Regions from separate parts of the Homo sapiens genome. Here region 1 is linked to region 2. The links are chromatin loops, found by intact Hi-C in ENCODE. Cell type or tissue: heart right ventricle. All regions are shown on one strand. Links, peaks and the distances in the headings refer to the core of each region. The heading gives the core; the rest is flanking DNA. Region 1 has its middle 130 kb from the start of LINC02188. Region 2 holds the start of LINC02181 (long intergenic non-protein coding RNA 2181).

Region 1 (9,644 bases), core at 675-8,674, 200 kb after region 2:
AATTTGGCTAATAAATTACTTGGTCACCATAATTTTGAGAGATTCTTATGGTGCTTTTGCTCATCTCTATTTTGTGAGCGTTTGCCATCAAGAGAATAAAACCAGAAAAGTGTGGAATGCATCAGCCAAAGCACCACCTTCCTCAGAAAGAGTTCCCCGATCCTCCTGCATGAGACAGTCAAGGCTGAGTCCCCAGTGTCACTTCTTACCTGACACATGGCAGGTGAACGTTAAATGATGGTATTCACCAGAAAGTTGGAAAGCCTACCTCTAGGGCCAGGTGTGGTGGCTTATGCCTGTAATCCTAGCAATTTGGGAGGCCTAGGCAAGCGGGTCACTTGAGCCCAGGAGTTTGAGATCAGTCTGGGCAACATAGCAAACTGCCTCTCTGTCTCTACTAAAAACACAAAAAATTAGCCGGCTGTGGTGGCATGCTCCTGTATTCCCAGCTACTCGAGAGGCTGAGCTGGGAGAATCACCTGAGGCCGGGAGTTTGAGGCTACAGTGAGGTGAGATGGTGCCGCTGCACTCCAGCCTGGGCAACTGGAGTGAGACCCTGTATCGGAAAAAAAAAAAAAAAAAAGAAAAGAAAAAAGAAAAGCCCAAAGCCCACCCCTAGCCACATGGATGACGCTGTCCTGCTAGCAACGGGAAGAAATTAAAACACTCCTCATGCAGACATAGAAAACATGCCTCCTCCAAGGAAGCCATTCCACCGGATGATGGGCAAGGCCGCCCACTCCCTTTGTGGGTGATATTTTCCTGGCTCCGTTTAGCTGGTGTTTGCACCCAATGAGGACCCTCCATGTGGGAGAGGAAGAAATTGACCCAGGAACCAAGCCTGAGGCAGAAGCACCGAGTGTCCACCTTTGTACTGTGCAGAGCTGCAATGCACGCCTGTCTGTTTTTCCAGGGATTTTTTTCCATCCACCTTTGAACTACCTTGAAACAATAAAGTGTTCTCTTTTGACAGGCTGGCCTAATGGGAAGGTTGACCTGATTTCCACTCTCCTACCGAAAAGTGACAATGCAGCCGCTGGGCTAAGGAGGGACGTTGTGTGACCAGTTTAGAGGCAGGAGTTCACGCGGCTGCAGTGAGGAGGGACGTTGTGTGATGAGTTCAGAGGCAGGAGTTCACGCGGCTGCAGTGACCCTCTGCAAAAGGAAGCAACTGGACATTTCCTCTACACGTTGTCTCTTTTGAAAAGTTCCAAGTGAGGAATATTTGTACTTGATTGTTTTTCTTTCCTTGCATGCCAGCAAAAACTTACTCACTTTAAGAGAAACGGAGAAAAAGCCTGGGTTATTAAATTTTAGCGGACAATCACGTTCAAGCCAAGAAAAGTGCCTGCTGATTTCCCCAGGCAGGGCTACCTCTGCCCAGCACCCATAACCACCCCAGATCAAGAGCCTGAGCACAGTTTTGGGACACAGATTTCAGGTCAAGTTGGCTCTCATGCCTACAACCCTTATAATACTCCCTGTTACTTAGGCAGGGGATCTCTGTCTGGTTTTACCTGGAAATCACTTGGAATACTCATAAAAATACTGAGCCTGGGCCTCGCAGGCCAACCTGAACCTCCAGGTGTATGTGTATGTGTGTGCGTATGTGTGTGGTGTGTTGTGTGTGTATGTGGTGTTTATGTGTGTGTGGTTTGTGGTGTGTGTATGTGTGTGGTATGTGATGTGTGGGTGGTGTGTGTTTATGTGTGTGTGATGTGTGTATGGTGTATGTGTGATATGTGTGGTGTGTATGTGTGTGTGTGTGATGTGTGTGTATGTGTGTGTGATTTGTGTGTAGTGTGTGATGTGTGTATGTGATGTGTGTGATGTGTGTGATGTGTGTGGTATGTGTCCATGTGTGTTTATGTGTGTGTGTGATTTGTGTGTATGTGATGTATGAACGTGATATGTGTTTGGTGTGTGTGTGTGTGTGCATGTGTGCTTTGATTCTTCAAAAAATTCTTCGAGTGACTCTAATATGCTTTTATTGTTATTTTTTTTAAGGTCACCAAGTGACTCTAACATGCAGCCAGGCTAGTATCACAGCTGCGGGCCTCAGTCCATTTGCAGGTGGCTTCTTGCTGCCAGCACCAGTGGCCCCATCCCATGGGTGTCTCTGGCTGAGGGAGCACGCTCAACCCACGCAGGGGCAGAAAGAGTTGCTGTAGGGTGGATGGCCCAGGAATAGCCTCCGCCAGCTTGGGTTGAAGGATCAATACCCCAGCTCCCTCACCGCTCATGCAGACCACCTGAGGGGTGCTCCCCACTGTCTCCAGGAAGCCTCTGATGGGTCCGAGTCCAGGTGTCCCTAGGGAAGCCTGACTGTCAGCACTCCCCACCGTGGCTTCCTTCCCTTCCCTGTCACACGTCCTCACGCTGCTACTAAGCTTCTTGGGATCCACCCAAATAAACTCCTGGCACTCAGTGCTCGTCTTGGGTTTGCGGACAGTCCCTAGAAGAAAACTCGACAGTTTCCAGTGAGCCTGCAGCACTGCACAATCTGGCCGCAGGGTGTCCCCTCCTGGGTCCCCTCCCCTTGGCCACCCGAGCTTCCTATGTCTGCCTTAAGTGTCCAGTTTCATCTGTGCCTCTGGATGCAGTGCTCATCCAGACCATTCCTGTCCTTCCCCTCCCTTTAACTGTCTAAATCCTACACATCCTCAGACCCCAAGTAATACCCCTCTGTAGGGCAGCCTTCCGCAGTCCCCCGCCCATCCCTTTGGTTTCTCAGCATTGGAGCATCTGCCCAGACTTTCTTCCCTTGATGCCACCATTTCTGTCTGTCTCCACAGACACCATCTGTGTCCAATCCAGCTCACCGTTCTCCTGTTCTAACATACTTCACCTGCTCCCGGCCTGGCACTGGGGTGCTCAACCCTGGCAGCCCATGGGCATCCCTGGCAGCCCTTGAAAAAACATTGACCCCCTCAGTCCTGCCTCCAGATTCTGCTTTCTGGGGGTGCAGCCTGGATTGCTGGATTTCTAGTGCATAGCCTAGGCTGAGAAACCAGTGCTAGAGTCTCACCTCACTGACCTCCAACCACTCAAGCTCCTCTCTGATCTGTGGGCATGGCCAGTAGAGCCCACCTTGGGCCTCCGCACACACTGCTGCCTCTCCCCAGAATGCTGTTCTTGTCTCTTCCATGGGGATGGCGATCCTTCATTTTTCCCTTCAGTTTTAACTCCATCGTGAATTTTTGAGAAGAGCCTTCTCTGATCACCCCAGCAGTGCTCTGTTTCATCAAGCACTGGCCACAATCTCACAGTCTTGTCTGTTGATTTTCTGTCTTTCCCACCTGGAAGGTGAGTTCCAGGAGGGCAGGGATGGATGTCACTCACCATTGTGGCCTCATTTCCTGAATGAATGAATGAATGAATGAATGAATGAATGGTAAATTATGGTTTATAGTGCTCCTGCTCTTAAAGGCACCCTGCCAGTTGCTTTGCAGGAGACCAGGCTGGTGGTCTCCACTCTTCTGTTTTTGTGATTCCAATACTCAATTCCAAGTCTCATCTAAAACCATCTTTTCTCTCCTGAACGGAATCCACGCCACCAGGCTCAAACCTGCCTCCTTCAGCAAGCCTCCCCAGGACCCTCCTCACACGTTCCCTGATGACACATTCAGGCACACACATTTATTGCGCACCAGCTGAATGCCAGCCACAGCGCTTAGGTGGGGATTCAGCTGTGAACAGCATCATCGGGGAGCAAGCCAGACCTGTGGTGCAGAACCACAGAGGCAAGGAGCCACAGCACCAGAGATTGGCAGGGACCATCCCTCCCATCACCCATCTCCTGATCTAGATGGAGTTGGGCTGCTGAGTGGTACCTGAAGCATCCTAGTGCTCCTGTTCTCAAACCATTTTCATGTATGTGTGTTTTATTTGTTTTGTTTTGTTTTTTGTTTTTGTTTTTGTCTTTTTTTTTTTGAGACAGAGTCTCACTCTGTCACCCAGGCTAGAGTGCAGTGGCGCGATCTCAGCTCACTGCAACCACTGCCTCCCAGGTTCAAGCAATTCTCCTGCCTCAGCCTTCCGAGTAGCTGGGATTACAGAGGCCTGCCACTGTGCCTGGCTAAGTTTTGTATTTTCAGAGAGACGGGGTTTCGCCGTCTGGCCAGGTTAGTCTCGAACTCCTGACTTTGTGATCCGCCCGCCTCAGCCTTCCAAAGTGCTGGGATTACAGGCCTGAGCCACAGTGTCTGGCCATTTTCTTGTTTAAGATGAACTTTTGCTGCCTCTGTCTGCCTGGTGTTTGCACCCAATGCAAGCTCTCCATGTGGGAGAGGAAGAAATTAACTGAGGAACCAAGCCGGAGACAGAAGCACCAAGTCTGCACCTTTGTACCCTGCAGGGTTGTGATAAACTCCTGCCTGTTTTCCAAGGATTTTTTTCTACTCACCTTTGAACTACCTTAAAAAAATACAGTGCCCTCTTTTGACAGGCTGGCCTAATAGGAAGGTTGTCTTCCTTCTTTTTGGAACTCCTACAGAATTTCTCCCAGGCCACAAAGCTACAATGTGGGACTTTCCTTACTTAAAACGTGACTGCCGTTTTCATAGTCAACAATTCCATCCAGCACAAAGGCAAGAGAAACTCATGAGTCATGGCCATCTTTAAAGGGAAACGAAAAAACAGGTGGAAAGTAAATATTTAGAAAGGAAAGGAATAGTTCTCATTCTCATAAAAATGAGGGAGGAAAATGCCATATTGTATATTTCTTCTTATGTTCATAATCCTTTTAACCAAGGGTGCTGACAAGGAGCATTTGTATAGAAATCTTAGATGCTCTGAAGTCAATGCTTACTGCCTGTCAGAGAGACGCTTCGTCTGACCTAATACATCACACACTCTCACACTCATACACTTTTACAAATACTCACATATTCACACACATGCACATACTCTCACATATTCGCACACACACATTCTCACACCCCCACAAAGCTCACACACTTACGCACTCACCAAGCCTATGTCATCCCCCCTGTTTTTTCAGTCTCTAAAAAGCTGCATATACCAAAATGAGCAAAATATGTGAGCTATGAAATCCACCTTGTTGAAAGGCTAGGTTTTATTGGTCAGCTGGTAAATGAAAGCACATGGTGGAGAAGTGCTACGTTCAGGAACACGCTGCGACTATATTACTCCCGGCTTTATTGGTTCATCTCTAATCGGAACCAGCTGGTCATAAAGAATAGAGTTCATGGGAATCCACCCTCTGTTGAAAGCCAGGCCAGGGTGGATGCTGGAAGCTGATGAGCACAATGAAAACAGCTGTAATTGACTTGTGAGGTCAGGCTCTGGGTAAAACTGGGGGACAGAGGTGACGCTACAGCTGGTGCATAAAATGCTGGGCTCCTGGTTACCCATAATTGTGTAAAGAGGAGCTGAAGAGAAAAGCGTCCAAGTCTTAGGAAGCTCCTCCCAGAAGAGTCTGCTGCTGCCGGCCTGCACCCGGCAGCTTCAGAACCACAGAATCACTCTGGGCTGCTTGTTGACATGAGTCACAGTAATTATAAGGATGACACCCGTGATCCTGATGATGATGGTGATGATTACAGTGATGATGAAGATGAAGATGATAATGATGGTGAGGAAGATGATGATGGCGGTGGTGGTGATTAGCATAATGGCAGCAGTCAGAAACTCCAAACAGGCTCCATGAAGCACCAGGAAAATTTCTGTAGCAAAGCCTTGCAACTTTTTTCTTCTTCTTCTTCTGTTTTTGTTTGTTTGTTTGTTTGTTTGTGTGTTTTGAGGCAGGGCCTCGCTCTCTCTTCCAGGCTAGAGTGCAGAGGTGCCATCATAGCTCACTGCTGCCTTGACCTCTTTGGCTCGAGCAATCCTCCTGCCTCAGGCTCTGGTGTGTATCACCATGTCTAGCTAATTAAAAAAAATTTTTTTGAGCAGACAGGGTCTCACTATGTTGCCCAGGCTGGTCTCAAACTCCTGGGCTCAAGTGATTCTCTCGCCTCAGCCTCCCAACATTTATGTTGGGATTACAGGCGTGAGCCACTGAGCCTGGCCAAAGCCTTGCAGCTTTAATGCTGCGGGAGTTGTAACCTTGACAACAAAATTGAACAATTTTCATTTTTCCTTTGTGATTTATCTATTTTAAACACTTTTGCCCCCCTAAACAAGGAAACTGGCCTCTGAATTCTAGAAATGGAACATATACATTTGCCACCCCCATGCCTCTTCCTGTCTCTAATCAGTCCAGTGGGTCCACCCTTTGGAAAATCGTGATGTGTTAGGAGGGCCTGCAGGACATTTTTAGTGCCTGACAACATCCTACCTCTTCCTCTCCCTATAGGATTGTGTGATATGCACCTTGTTCAATACTTAACATTTCAGTTAATTTTTTAAGTTTATTTTTTATTTTTTGAGATGGAGTCTCGCTCTGTCACCAGGCTGGAATGCAGTGGCGCGATCTTGGCTCACTGCAACCTCTGCCTCCTGGGTTCAAGCGATTCTCCTGCCTCAACGTCCCAAGTAGCTGGGACTACAGGTGCGTGCCACCATGACCAGGTAATTTTTGTATTTTTAATAGAGACGGGGTTTCACCATGTTGGCCAGGATGGTCTCGATCTGTTGACCTCGTGATCTGCCCGCCTCGGCCTCCCAAAGTGCTGGGATTATAGGTGTGAGCTTTTACACAAAGATTTTTGAAATAATTTTGCAAATATTGTGAGCTCTGGGGGTGGGTTAGAGTTGGGACCTCCATCTACACTCTGGCTACGCTTCCTTTCTCCAGGCCCAGGTCAGGCAAGTCTCAAGCACACAGTCTGAAGGCAGCTTCACATTTCTTCTGAACACAGGCTGTCATCCCAGTGCTGGAAGTCAGTGAGATCAAGCTCATCTGCGATTCTTGGAGATGCTGAAGCCAAAACAATGCCAAGCTTCTATCTTCCAACTTCATCCCTTCACTTCCACTGGCCCCACAGTGAAAGTACCAAGCTAATGCGCATGGATCAAGTTCCTTCCTCCCCTGGAAACATTAGCTGCCTGAGGGCAGGGGCTTTCACTGTCTCATTCTGTGACACATCACTAGCCTGACTCAACCCATGTTGGTGTTAGCAGTCTGTATCCTGCTCACTAAATCTATTTGGGGAAATTACTGTCCACAACCATCCAATGGCCTTGCTTCTCCTTGGCAGTGATGATGATGTTGGTGATGGTGATGACGATAGTGATGGTGATGGTGTTGATGGTGATGGTGATGGTGATGGTGATGATGGTTATGATGATGATGGTGATGACGGTAATGATGATGGTGATGATGTTGATGATGGTGATGGTGATGATGGTGATGGTGATGTTGGTGATGATGGTGATGTGATAGTGATGGTGACAGTGATGATGGTGATGGTGATGATGATGGTGATGGTGATGGTGGTGATGATGGTGATGGTGATAGTGATGGTGACAGTGATGATGTTGATGGTGGTGATCATGGTGGTGATGATGGTGATGGTGGTGATGATGGTGATAGTGATAGTGATGGTGACAGTGATGGTGGTGATGATGGTGATGGTGATAGTGATGGTGACAGTGATGGTGGTGATGATGGTGATGGTGATGATGGTGATGATGGTGATGGTGATGATGATGGTGATGGTGATAGTGATGGTGACAGTGATGATGGTTATGGTGGTGATGATGGTGGTGATGATGATGGTGATGATGACGATGTTGGCAGTAATGATGATGATAATGGTGATAAGTTTTTTCTTTTTTATTACCATGACCATTACTAGAACTAATGAAGTAAGTTAATCTGTAGTCACAAGGGTTTGCGAACATTTCCAGCAGCAAGACCACTTCTTTTCTATATGTCCTCACCCTAAATTGTGGAAGATGTTATAAAGAAGCTCATTGTCTGTCTCTGATCAGTTTGGGTCCAGGAAGGAAATGCCCTGAGGCAGATGGAAAGAGAAGTCCGTGTGTCCTGGAACGGAGGCTTAGCTGAGGGGGTCAGTGAGAGAGGCCAGCACTTGGAAGCTAAGGAGCACCCCCTGCCCAGCCACTTGGGGTCGGCTCCTCCTTCCCCACACATGGCACACACACCTGCCAGCTGGCCTTTGCTTTGCCAGCCTTTGTCCTGAAATGCCCTTTGTCCTTTCCGCCAAATCATCCTGCAGGTTGAAACTAGGTCCAAGTGCATCGAGCTGTCACCAGGTGCCTAGAACTGTCCCATTTCATCCTCTCAATAACTCTATGACATAGGGAAGGTAGGCACATGACCTCCATTTCACAGATGAGGAAAGTGAGGTTTCCAGAAGGGAATTCATTTGTCCAAAGTCACCCTGCTAATATTCAGTAGACCCCACAGTCCCCTCTCCCCATGCGCTTTTTGAGGCACCTTTAGGTTTCTTGGAACCGAGTTCAAAAACCACTGACCTTGTTTCTCTCTTATGGGCTTTTCCAGCCTGTGATGTGGTTATTTTTACAACTTTGGTCCTCTCTTTTGGTCCTGAGATGGTAAGACGTGGATGAAATTCAACACACCCTGTACCCAATAGGGCTCACCAGTGGCTTTGAAGGCAAAATGTTTTCTTTCGTAAATCTAGAATTTAGAAAATAAATTCTTCTTCCCCACAGGCAGATGCTGACCCACCCACTAAGGCTGAGGCCAAAGAAAATTCTCCGATGACAAGGCTCTGCAGGTGCCATACGGAGCGAGTGCTTTTCAGGCAGTTGGCGGAGCCCAAAGCAAGCTTCCCCCAGAGCATCCGAAGGGGCCACTTGGCTGCGGTCGCCATCGCGAGAACAACAGGAAACTGAGCAGGGGCTGCTGTCGTCCTGGGCAGGACAGCTCTCCATTTCCCTTCAGGCCTGGCATTGTTTTGCTGATGGAAGAAAAGTGGAATGGGGCGTGATCACACTGCCGGCTCAGCAGCTGGAAAGCTCATGTGTTTGCTTAAATGTGCACAAGTTGAGGTCCCTCTGTGCTGCTGATCCCCACCCCCTCTCACCACAGGGTGTTTTCTGATCACCAAATGTATGTTGGTTAGAAGACTTGGCAGTTCTCTGGCCCCAGAGGTAGAGCTAGAAGTTGACGCAGAGTCTCAAGTGGCAACTCTGTTGTCTATGCTGTCTGTTGGTGATGATGGGCCGGGCGTCCCAGGAGGAAGATGACTTTCCAAGGTCCCTTTCTGAGGCGGGATGGCGCAGGGGAGACACTGGCAAGGAGAATGAGGGTTGGGGGAGCTCCAGGGCTCCTCTGCTCCTGAGTGTCAGTGGAGGGTGGACATTGACCAGACCAAAGAGTCTTTGAAACAGGGTCATGGGCAACCATAACTGCATTCCAAGAGGCCCAAAAGACGGAAGGCCCAGGAGACCCCCAAGAATGAGTGTGTGATGAGCAGCCAGGCCCTAATCACCCAAGTCCTGGCTTTGAGAGGGGAGGGGTTGGGCACATAGTATTTATCAGCATTGTCATTAGATTAGAGCACTAGTTATCCAGTCTCCATAAGGTTAACAATCTCTGGGGAGCTTTCTATAAAATGCTACCTCCCCCCCCGCAACTCCAAGGTTCCACGCCAGTCCATCTGGAAAGGGGTTTGGGAATCTGCATTTTAACAACATCCTGTGTGTTTCTGGTGTGGCGGTGAGTGGGTCACACTCTGAGAGACAAG
Region 2 (9,644 bases), core at 842-8,841:
CTTTGAGCAAACAAGTGCCAGAAACTGAAACCCCTGCCTGTCTCTTGTGCAACGCCTCCCCAGCGGTTTGGAGACTTGAGCATTTGAATGGGAGGCGTCCCAAACATTTCAGTCCAGATCTCCTCCAGGAGAGGGTGCTGGGGACCCAGGTCTCTCTCTAGGGCTTTGAAAGAGGCTTGCTCGGTGGAGACAGAAAACATGGGAGCAGTCCAGGGGAGCAGTTGGGCTTTCACAGAGCAAAAGCTGCCATGGCCATCCGGTTCCAGGCACTTGCCATGCAGACATGGGCATGAGGCCTAGCCAGGCCAGGAGCTTGGACAGGGCCACACTGCTACTCAGTGACAGAGGCTCTCCTGACCACTCCAGAGCGCCATACTTTTCCTTGGAACGCTAATCTTGGTCATTCAGTCCTTTAACAAATGCCTTAGTTTTTAATTTGTTAGGTGACCATCTCCCATGACTAGAATCTTTGTTGTGATTGCTATATTCCCAGTGCCTTGAGTGATCCATGAGCTGCACTTATAAGAAAGCTCGGTAATTATCCAGAGTTTACAAGGGAGCGGGTGCGGCATGGGATAACTCAATGCTACCTCCCAACAAGTCAATGAGGTAGGAAATGTCATTACTCCCATTTGACAATCAAGGAAACTGAGTCCCTGAGAGGTTGAGTGAAATTTGCAAGGCCACACAGCTAGTGTGGAGAGTTGTGGGGCAACAGGGATTTGAATCCAGGCTGTCAGATCGAGGACCACACATTCTTAACTGGGCCTCATAGTGCTTTGGTAAATAAATATTGGTTGAGTGAATAAATAAGAAGATGAAATTGAAAAACAGTGGGGTGCGATGTCTGCAGCGAGAGTTTCAGAGGAGGGCAGATTTGGGTTCACACAGGCCTTTACTCTCGTTTACTGATGACCGGTAAATTCCTTAAATTTTCTGAGCCTCGACAGTTTCCTCCTACATGAAATGGAACTAACCATCTTTCTTTCTGGGTTGGGAAGACTTGAGCTTGTGAATGAAGGACTTGGCCCATAGCAAGTGCTGAATAAAGGGCTGCATTATGACTATCTCTGGGCCAGCCCCCAAAGCCCAGACGTAAGCGGGCAGAGGAGCTGCTGCCCGTAACACATCTCTGACTCCAACCAACTGGGTGACCCTGGTAAGTTTCTCAGCTTGCTGTGTCTTGCTTTTCTCTTCTGTAGAGGATGGCTCACTCTTAGTTCCTGCCTGGAAGGCTTGCATGAGGAAAGGGGGCCAGGCCCAAAGTCAGTACTGAATGATCGTCCACTTGGAGGTTCACATTAGGCACTTGTATCCTTGCGGCACTCACATGTTGGGATGCGTGGCCCACTGGTGGCTGGCGGGAATGCCCGCGCTCGGTCATGCTTCGGTGCTTTTGCACACGCTGGCCCTTCGCCCTGGAGTGTTTTTCCAACCAGTGAATCTCCTTTCACCACTTAAGTGCACTGCGTCGCTGAAGGGTAATTATCTGAGTGTTCCAACTCTCCCTCTTGCCCTTTCTGGGCTGTTCTATCCGAGAGCATATTTGTCACTTAGCGCTGGGTCACCTGGGTTACCCATCTCTCTGACTGTGGAGTGTGAGGGTTAACTCACGTCATCCCAGACCAACTTGGTAAAACGCCCCTGGCCACATTTCCCTACGGATACAAGATGTAAGGGTGTGACATTGTGGTAGAAGAAGGCATGAGTGTGATAGAAGAAGGCATGAGTGTGGCAAAAGGAAGCTTTGTTTCTAAGATCTCCAAACCCAGGCCCACGAGCGGCATCCATGCATTCACTCTTGCAGCTGGTTGCCGTTCAATCAGCAAGGAGTATTTATTGAGCACCTGCTATGTGCCCGGCACTTGAGTGGCTCTAGGTTTAAGGCTATGAACAAGAGACCAGGGCGACCCTTACCCCTCCACAGCTTATCAGAAGGACGACACCGCACGGGCGATAGCAGGCCTGGGTGTGGCAGGCTTGGTGGGGATGGTGGGTGTCTCAAGGAGGAAGTTTCAGGGAAGGCTTTGGAGACGGGGCCTCTGAGCTGAGGTGCAAAGGATTAGCCTGGTGTAGGGACGGGGCAGAGGCTTTGCAGGCACGGGGAGTGGAGGGTGCAAGACCGCGGCGAGGGGGCCGGCGAGGGGGGCGTGGGAGTCGGGGCAGGACCCTGCTGGACACCTGGTCTGTCCTCAGTGCCGCTTTCCCCAGGGCCACACAGGCTGGCTCTGGTTATACCCATTTTACAGACGGAGACACTGAGATCAGGGAGCACCGGTGGCCCTGGGAAATGGCCGGGCCTGCTCGTTAATCCCCAGGTGAGCGGGATTCGCTGGCCTGGGGGGCTCCTCTCCCAAGAGACCATCTCCAGGGACGTCATAGTTCATGTCCTGAGCAAGCCGGCAGGCTGGTTTTACCAAGAAAGTAAATAGGTAAATAAAACAAGTAATACAATAAAACAAAGAAACCGATCAACGACATCTTGACCTTAGTATGCCCGGGTGGTCTGCTTTTCGGTGTCCCCAAGGAGAGAGGAAATGTTGTAATTGGATGGCATTGCTGTCAATCATCTCAGATTGGCGGAGGCTGCGGAACCCCTGGGCCTGGGAGGTTGTTGCCATGGAGACGGCCTGCGGCCATGCGGGGCGGGAAGCCCCCTCCTCCTCTCCTGGCCGCCATGCCTGTGGCCTCAGGAGACAAGGTGAATGCCGCACCTGTGGACTCTCAGCCCGTCTAGGAGGAGGATAAAGCACAAATCCGAAATGCAGTGTCCCTGGAAGGGACGCCCTCTCTGGGCCCGCTGGCTCCCGTCTCATTGGGCTGAATGGGGTCATGTGACCACTCTCCGCTGCAAAGGAGTCTGGGAAATTGCATTTTGTTGTTGTTGGAACTCATTTTGAAGCCAAATGAAACGAGAATCGTGTCAACGAGGAAGGTTTAGGGAGGGGGTGGATGTGTAGGCAACCAGCAGAGGGCCCCGAAATCCGTGAAGATCAGGTCTGACGGTGGCTCCATGCTCCCTCCATTAAAGGGCTTCACAAAAACCCTTCCGAAAAGGTATTTCTTGTTTAATATTCGGAATATTTCACTCACTGCCTCATTAGAAAGACAATAAATTAATGTGTTCACGACTTAGAAAAATCAGGAGGAATTAGAGGAATCGGGATTTTTGGGCCAAGAGTCTCCTTGAAATAGGCGCGGGTCGTTGATGATTATCTTTCCACACGGAAGGAAATCCAGGCTCAGGAAGGTCTGGTGATTTTCCCAGAGTCACACAGGCAGAGGGACTCAGACCACAGAACCCCTGCCTGGCTCCAGAATCCCAGCCGCGATGGGCGATGCGGGGGAGTCATCGCAGGTGGGGGCCTGGGAGGCCTGGGAGGCCTGATCTCATCCTCCAGTGTGGCCCTGCCATGTTGCGCCCTGGGGTACCCAGGGCTTCCTCCCCCTCCTCCCGCCCTACCCGGCCCACACCTCTCAGGCTCCCGGTTGGTCAGGGATTTTTTGCAAGTCAGTTATCTGAGCTCAGACTGCTGGCCGTGGAGGGAACCCTTCTCACTGCCTCTGGCTGAAAGCGTTTGCCTCACCTCTCTAAGCCCCGAGGGGACAGAGGAGGCTCTATTGCAGCGGGCGGGCCTGACAGGTCACAAGGAGAGCCCAGATGTGCCGGCAGCCGCCTGTGTTTACACCCATCCCCAAGCATCGCAGCATCGGGGGCAAGACGCTAAGTTTCTCTCAGGTCGTGGCTTCCTCATCATGAGAGTGGGCAGCACACGGCCCCCCACGGGGCTCTTGTGGGGTCTGAGAGAGGAGTGTGGTCACATGGCGCCCGGCCTGCAGAGACAGCATGAGGGCTGTGGATGCCAAGGCCAGTATCTGCCGTGGCGGCCACAGCCCTCATGCCTCCCTGTCAGGAGGCACCAACAAGGCAGTGGGACAATGCGCCCCTTTCTCAGTCTGAGTCCTGTAACCTCTCAGCCTTGGATTCCCGGTCTGCAGTAGGGGAAAATTCCCCAGATCTCCCTCATAGGGGTGCTGTGAGCATGAGAGAGAAAAGCATTGCAATGATGAGTAGTTACTGAGCACCATGAGTAGTTACTAAGCACTGCTCACTTGCCAGGCTCCTGGCTGGCCCTTCTTCTCTCTTCTGCAGAGCTGGGCATCAGAGCACACTGAGCAGCAGGATGAAATGCCCACAGAGCTTCTGAGGCCAAGTCCTGTCTGACAGGTAGGAGGTGGGCCCATGACAAATGACCTTGCCTTCCTAACTCCTTGATTAACTTATCCATCCATGAATGCGCAAAGGCAGTCCCAACACCTCACTAGAACCCATTCCTGGAAACTCCGTTGTAAAGTAAGGAATAAAATTGGTCGGCAGGAATCAGCTTAGAAATAACAACACAGTAAAGTCACGTTCCTGAAAATGGACTGTGCACTGATGAAGTCATATTGAAGATAAAGGGCCTGCTGTTAAGGCAGAGCCCAGGGACACTTATCCTATGTAACCATTTCAACTGGAGAACAATTTCACCCAGTCTAGGACATGGCAGACTATGAACACACCTGTTATCCCGGACACCTGATCTGCCATAGAGCAGCCCTGATGCCTACACAAACCCACTCTCTTGTTTATTGCAATTAGCTTTTTCTATTTTTTTTTTTTTTTGGTCTTAGGTCTACTTTATGATTCAGTAAACATTGAATTAACAATCCATTTTTCTTCTTAGAATGTTGAAGGCCGTTAGGGCATTATATGGAAGGAAAATATTTTCTTAGGAAACCCTGATCTTATTTTCCCTTTCTCTGCCAGAAAAGGTTCCAAAATTCATCTTCACACCTCAGCACCATCCTAGGGGGTTCAACTCATTTAGCTGCTAATGTGGTTTCTCTCCCATAAAAAAAAAATTCTTCAAAAAAGAACTTTGAAGTAAAGTCCCCGTCAGGTGACACAGATGCCAAGTAGGAATGCACTGGGCTTCAAATCACAATAACCCAACTTAAGATGGCTTAAACAAGGGCAGGCTTGTCCTTATCATGCAGTAAGGATGTCGGAGGAAGGCAGCCTCGGGTATCTACTCAGCTATTCACCAGCGGCAGAGATGGCACCTTCTTCCTGCTTGTAGTGGTGTCCCGTGGCTGCTGTAACAAATGCCCATCAACTCAGTGGCTTAAAACACACATGCTTTTATCATCTTAGGGCTCTGTAGTGTAGAAGTTCAGTGCTGGTCTCACCGGGCTAAAATCAAGGTGTAGGAAGGGCTGGTTCCTTCTGGGGAGACCCCTCTGATGATGCCAGGGTCTGAAGATGAATTTGGGATGTCTCTGGAACCTTTTCTGGCAAAGGAAGGGACAGTAAGATCAGGGGTCCCTGAGTGTGTTTCCTGGGAAAATGTTTCCATGAATGTCATGCCGAGTCCTTGCCTTCTCCAGCTTCCAGAGGCTGCCTCATTCTTTGGCTCATGGCCCATTCCTTCGTCTTCAAAGACAGCAGGGTCCCATCTATCCCTCCACCCTCTGCATCCGTTTCTTCTATGACTTCCTCTTCCAGCTCTATTTTCCACTTTTATGGAGCCTGTGCTTACACTGGACTCACTCAGATAATCCAGGACTATCTCTTTATTTTAAGGTCAGCTGATTAGCAACCTACTTCCATCTGCAACTCCAGTGTCCTGGTTCTGGAGTTTAGGATGTGGACATCTCTTGGGGGGCTAATATGATGTCTACCACATTGCTATTGTCTGTTCTGTCATGGCCTCAACATGGCTGCTAGATCTCCAGACATCAGATCTGTATTCACAGAGGGAAGAGAGGAGAAGGTTACTAGCGCTGTGCCTTTTGATTAAGAAAACAAAAGGTTTCCCGGAAGTGTCCCAACAGACTCTGTTTGTATCCCATGGGTCACATGGTCACATCTAGCTGCAAGGGATGCTGGCAAGGTATACAATAGGCAGGAGGCAGCAAGGGAGAAGTTGTGTGCCAGTGACTCAAGGAGGCACATCCGTGGAATCTGTGCAGCCTCCTCCCAGATCCTTAATTTCAGCAAATCCTTGAGGACAGGCCACCCGTAATAGGAAGTGGTGGCTTCCAAAGTGTTTCTTTATGGCTTTCTAGTGGAATATAGTTTATAGGCGCTCTGGGAGTTCTAAAACAGAACTTTAATATCTACCCCTGGAATTGTGCGGGAGGCCATGGGCTTTGGAATGGGCTGACCTGGGTTCTAGCACCTTTTTGACTTGAGAACTAGAGAGAATGTGTGCATAAGTTAAGCTCTCCCTAGCTCGAAAACGCTTCATAACCTGGCATACATCAGTTTCCTCATGGGGTAAATGGTACTGGTAAGGGCGTGAGGCTTGCAGGCCTCTGTGAGGTGAGATGGGATCATACAGAAGAGTTCAGAGCATCTCAGGGTCCTCAGCCGCCAGCCGTTAACCAAACCCACATGATCACAGCGAGGCCTGGAAGAATGCAGAGGGGTAGTTTCCACCTGCAGCACCTTTTAGCAGGTGGGGAAACTGAGGCACAGAGACAAGCGGCCACTCTTCCAGGCCTCCGCAACCAGTATGTGTTAGGGTGGAGCTAAAGTCAGCCTGAGGAGTGATTTCAGGGATGAGCAAAATCAGCGACCAGGGTCCCCGGTCAGTGTGGGTCCCCCTGCCCTGACCCTGGGCCCCCTCCCCAACAAGGTCCTGTCCCAAGGTGGGTGAAGGGTGAAGGGGCCTGCGCAGCTCCCCTGCTGGCGGGCGGGTGCTTCCCTGCCAGGCTGTTTGTTTTGGGCATCTTTCTCATGTCCTCCAAGCTTGCCGCCAGCAGTGTGCTCCCCGGGGGGATGCCGGCGGTGAGAACCTGGGAACTGCCTCTTATCTCTGCAGAGCAGGATGTGTCCTGTGCTGCGCGTCCCCGGTGAGCTTTCCAAGCGCTGTGATGAGCTTGCAGATTTCAGCAGGCGATTGCTCCGGCCGTCCCCCGCCAGCCTTGGGGGGGCTGTGTTTTGTTTCCCAGGCCCCTCGGCACCGCACCAGGTATCCTGCCACCTCCTGCTCCCGTGTCCCTGGCCTTTCAGCTGCTCTGAGTCCATGATCGCCCCTGTAGGTCCGGCCCAGCCGACGGCCAGTGAGAAATGGCACGGGGTGAACTCCTGTTTCCGCCCATTCTTTGTGCAGGGGCAGTGGGTGGTTCCCAGCTGGGGAGGGCTGGGGGCGGGGGGAGGGGGGGCGCAGTGCCCCACATGGCCCTCGGAGGCGCTGTGCAGGCCCGGTTCCGCCCTCATCCCATCCCATCCATACCAACTTCTGAAAGGTGCTCCGACCCAGTGGTGAGTGGATGGAAACAGGTAATTAACCTAATTATACAATGGAGTGTGGGCAGGGCGTCTCAATCTTACCTCCAGTGATATTTGTTTAAAATGCAGATTCTCAGGTCCTGGGGTTCGGCGAGGCACATTCGAACTGGGGTAGGACCCATGATTCTTAATTTACACCAGGCCTCCAGCGATTCTTCTGATGTGGCAAATTTGGGAAAATACTGGCCTGGCAGTTTGGCCCAGGCTCTGGAAACAGGCTAAGTTCCAACTTCACTGCAATCCCCGGTCACTGCGCCTCTTGGAGCTTCTCAGACCACAGTCTCCTCTTCTGTTGACTGGGTCTGATGTTATCTTCCTTCTGTGATTGTTGGGAGAAATCCCAGAGTGCTCTGCACACAGCCAAGCATCCACTGGGTGTTCAGGAAAGGATTAATGCTTATTGTCCAGATGATATTCAAAGACAGAAATCTCCTGGCAAGGTTTCTGATAATCACAAAAACCAGACAGAGCAAACTGAGCTAATTGGGTTGGAGTTAAAAGTAGAGACCTTGAATGTTTTGAGCACACTTGGTGGCCTCGTTTTAGGCATGAACACAATTTCCATTGGAAAATTTTAAACATTGACAGCAATAGAAGGGACTCCATTTCTTTGCTGTCCTCTGTATCCAGGAGCCCTTAAGGAGATCACTGAGTAACTGTGGGGTTCTCAGAGCTGAAGGCATTGGGGCAAGAGAGGGGGTTGAGTCTTCTCAGGATACAGCACGTTGATGAAAGAACCAGCACAGTCGAACATGCATCCCACAAGGAGACATACAGCGGCAAGGAAGGACCCTGCGAGGCCATTGGAGACACTGCTGTCAGATGGGATGAGCAGGCCCCTTCTGGCAGCATCTGTTGAGTTAGCATCAGGCTGGACCACAGAGACGATGCCTGCAAGAGCTGCAAACGCAGGCCATCCCGCCAGCTCTCGTGCAGGAGATGCTAGCTCCTCATCAGGCTCTGAGCCAAGCACATCATCTGCCTTCTGCCCCTCAGTTTCCTAGTGTGTAAAATGAGGATGTTGTGACTCTTACTCCATCAGTCCTTAGGAGGATTCAGGGAGGTGAGGCATAGGAAGTGCTCTGCTTGGTCGCTAGCGAACATCGGTGTTGGTAGAGTTATTTCTTTTTTTACACGTAGGAGAACTGGAGCAGGCATGGCAGAATTCCTCACTAGCAGAAGACCCCCTGGCAGACGTGGAGAGATCTGAGCCACTATAGACACGGCAGCAGGACAGGGCTCTGGAGGAGGGACCTGAGCGGTAGCCTTGGTCCACTGCAGACATCAGCAAGTTCTTAGATCAGGCGGGGAACCGGTCCACCCACTCATGCTCTGGTTTAGCTCCCTACTCTGCTTTCTGAGAGTCAGTTTGGAAGGGAACCTAGCGGAGCTCCTCAGAGTCTCAGGGTCCTTGTCTTTGATGAACTTTCTGCTTGGTCATAGGCAGCCTCTGAATATTCTCTCCTCCCAAGGTTTCTGTTGATCCCAAGCAGGAGGCGCGTGCGCAGAGCTGGTTTATGCCGATTGGCTTGTGTTTTGCCAAGCAAGGGTGCAATGAAATGGGAAGAGTGGGGGCTGCAGGAACGGCCTCATGCTGTATTTCTGAGAGGTGTTTTTCTGCAACAGGAACACATATACACACATGTGCTCACCAACACACAATTCCCCTGTACACACACACACATTACATGACATGCATATACACACACTGTACACATTCATTCACATGCACAGAACATGCACCAACATACATGTACACACACACACACACACACACACACACACACAAGGGGACTGACTTTGGAAACCCAAGTCAAGCCCATCCTCCATGACCCAACCCGAGCTCCTTCCTCCCCTCCACCTGAGACGCGGCTGCTTCTGTGCATTAGGTCGTTCTGTTCCTGTTGAATTCAGGCTCCACCACTGTGGGGTCTTGGTCATATTGCTGAATGGCCCTGATGCTCAGCTTCCTTGTCTGTGAAGTGGACACAGTAACAGCGCTTACCTCATTGGGCCACGTGGAACCTGTGCAGAGAAAAGGGTTAGGAGAAGGCCTGTGCATTGCAAGGCTCCTGCTGCCTGATCACCTGAAGTCACATCACTGTCACTTGCCTGATTGCCCCTAAGCCACATCACCATCCCCTTTCCATGCTGACCTTCTCTTCCAAAAGGCCCCTGTGGGCTTCCAAAACTTTTGAATGTCACCAGCTTGACATTCTGTCTGGTTTGCTGGAGCAAGATGTTAGGTAAGTCATTTCATTTGCGTGTCTTCTTCGGGGTAACAAATGTGGCCTCATATTAACTT

The links. A loop is a pair of places that touch in the nucleus more often than their neighbours do. Peaks named below come from ENCODE experiments on the same cell type or tissue, not always from the same donor. Only the 100,000 strongest peaks of a DNase experiment are listed, where the experiment ranks them.
Region 1: it touches region 2 in a loop (2.0-fold over the local background); 5 of 110 quality-filtered maps call a loop at or near these places.

What each region holds. Positions count from the first base shown.
Region 1 is chr16:86,850,042-86,859,685 of GRCh38, reverse strand. No RefSeq gene overlaps it. Among named protein-coding and RNA genes, the nearest start is that of LINC02188, 130 kb to the right of the region's middle. RefSeq lists an enhancer at 8,824-9,324. In heart right ventricle, for the core only: no CTCF peak of the experiment used is centred there; no DNase peak of the experiment used is centred there; H3K27me3 peaks cover 241 bases.
Region 2 is chr16:87,050,679-87,060,322 of GRCh38, reverse strand. It overlaps LINC02181 (long intergenic non-protein coding RNA 2181), which reads right to left and starts at 2,539. Exons shown (of 3, transcript NR_126008.1): 1 at 1-2,539. In heart right ventricle, for the core only: CTCF peaks have their summits at 2,970 (motif pointing right), 4,023 and 7,255; no DNase peak of the experiment used is centred there; H3K27ac peaks cover 504 bases; H3K27me3 peaks cover 1,836 bases.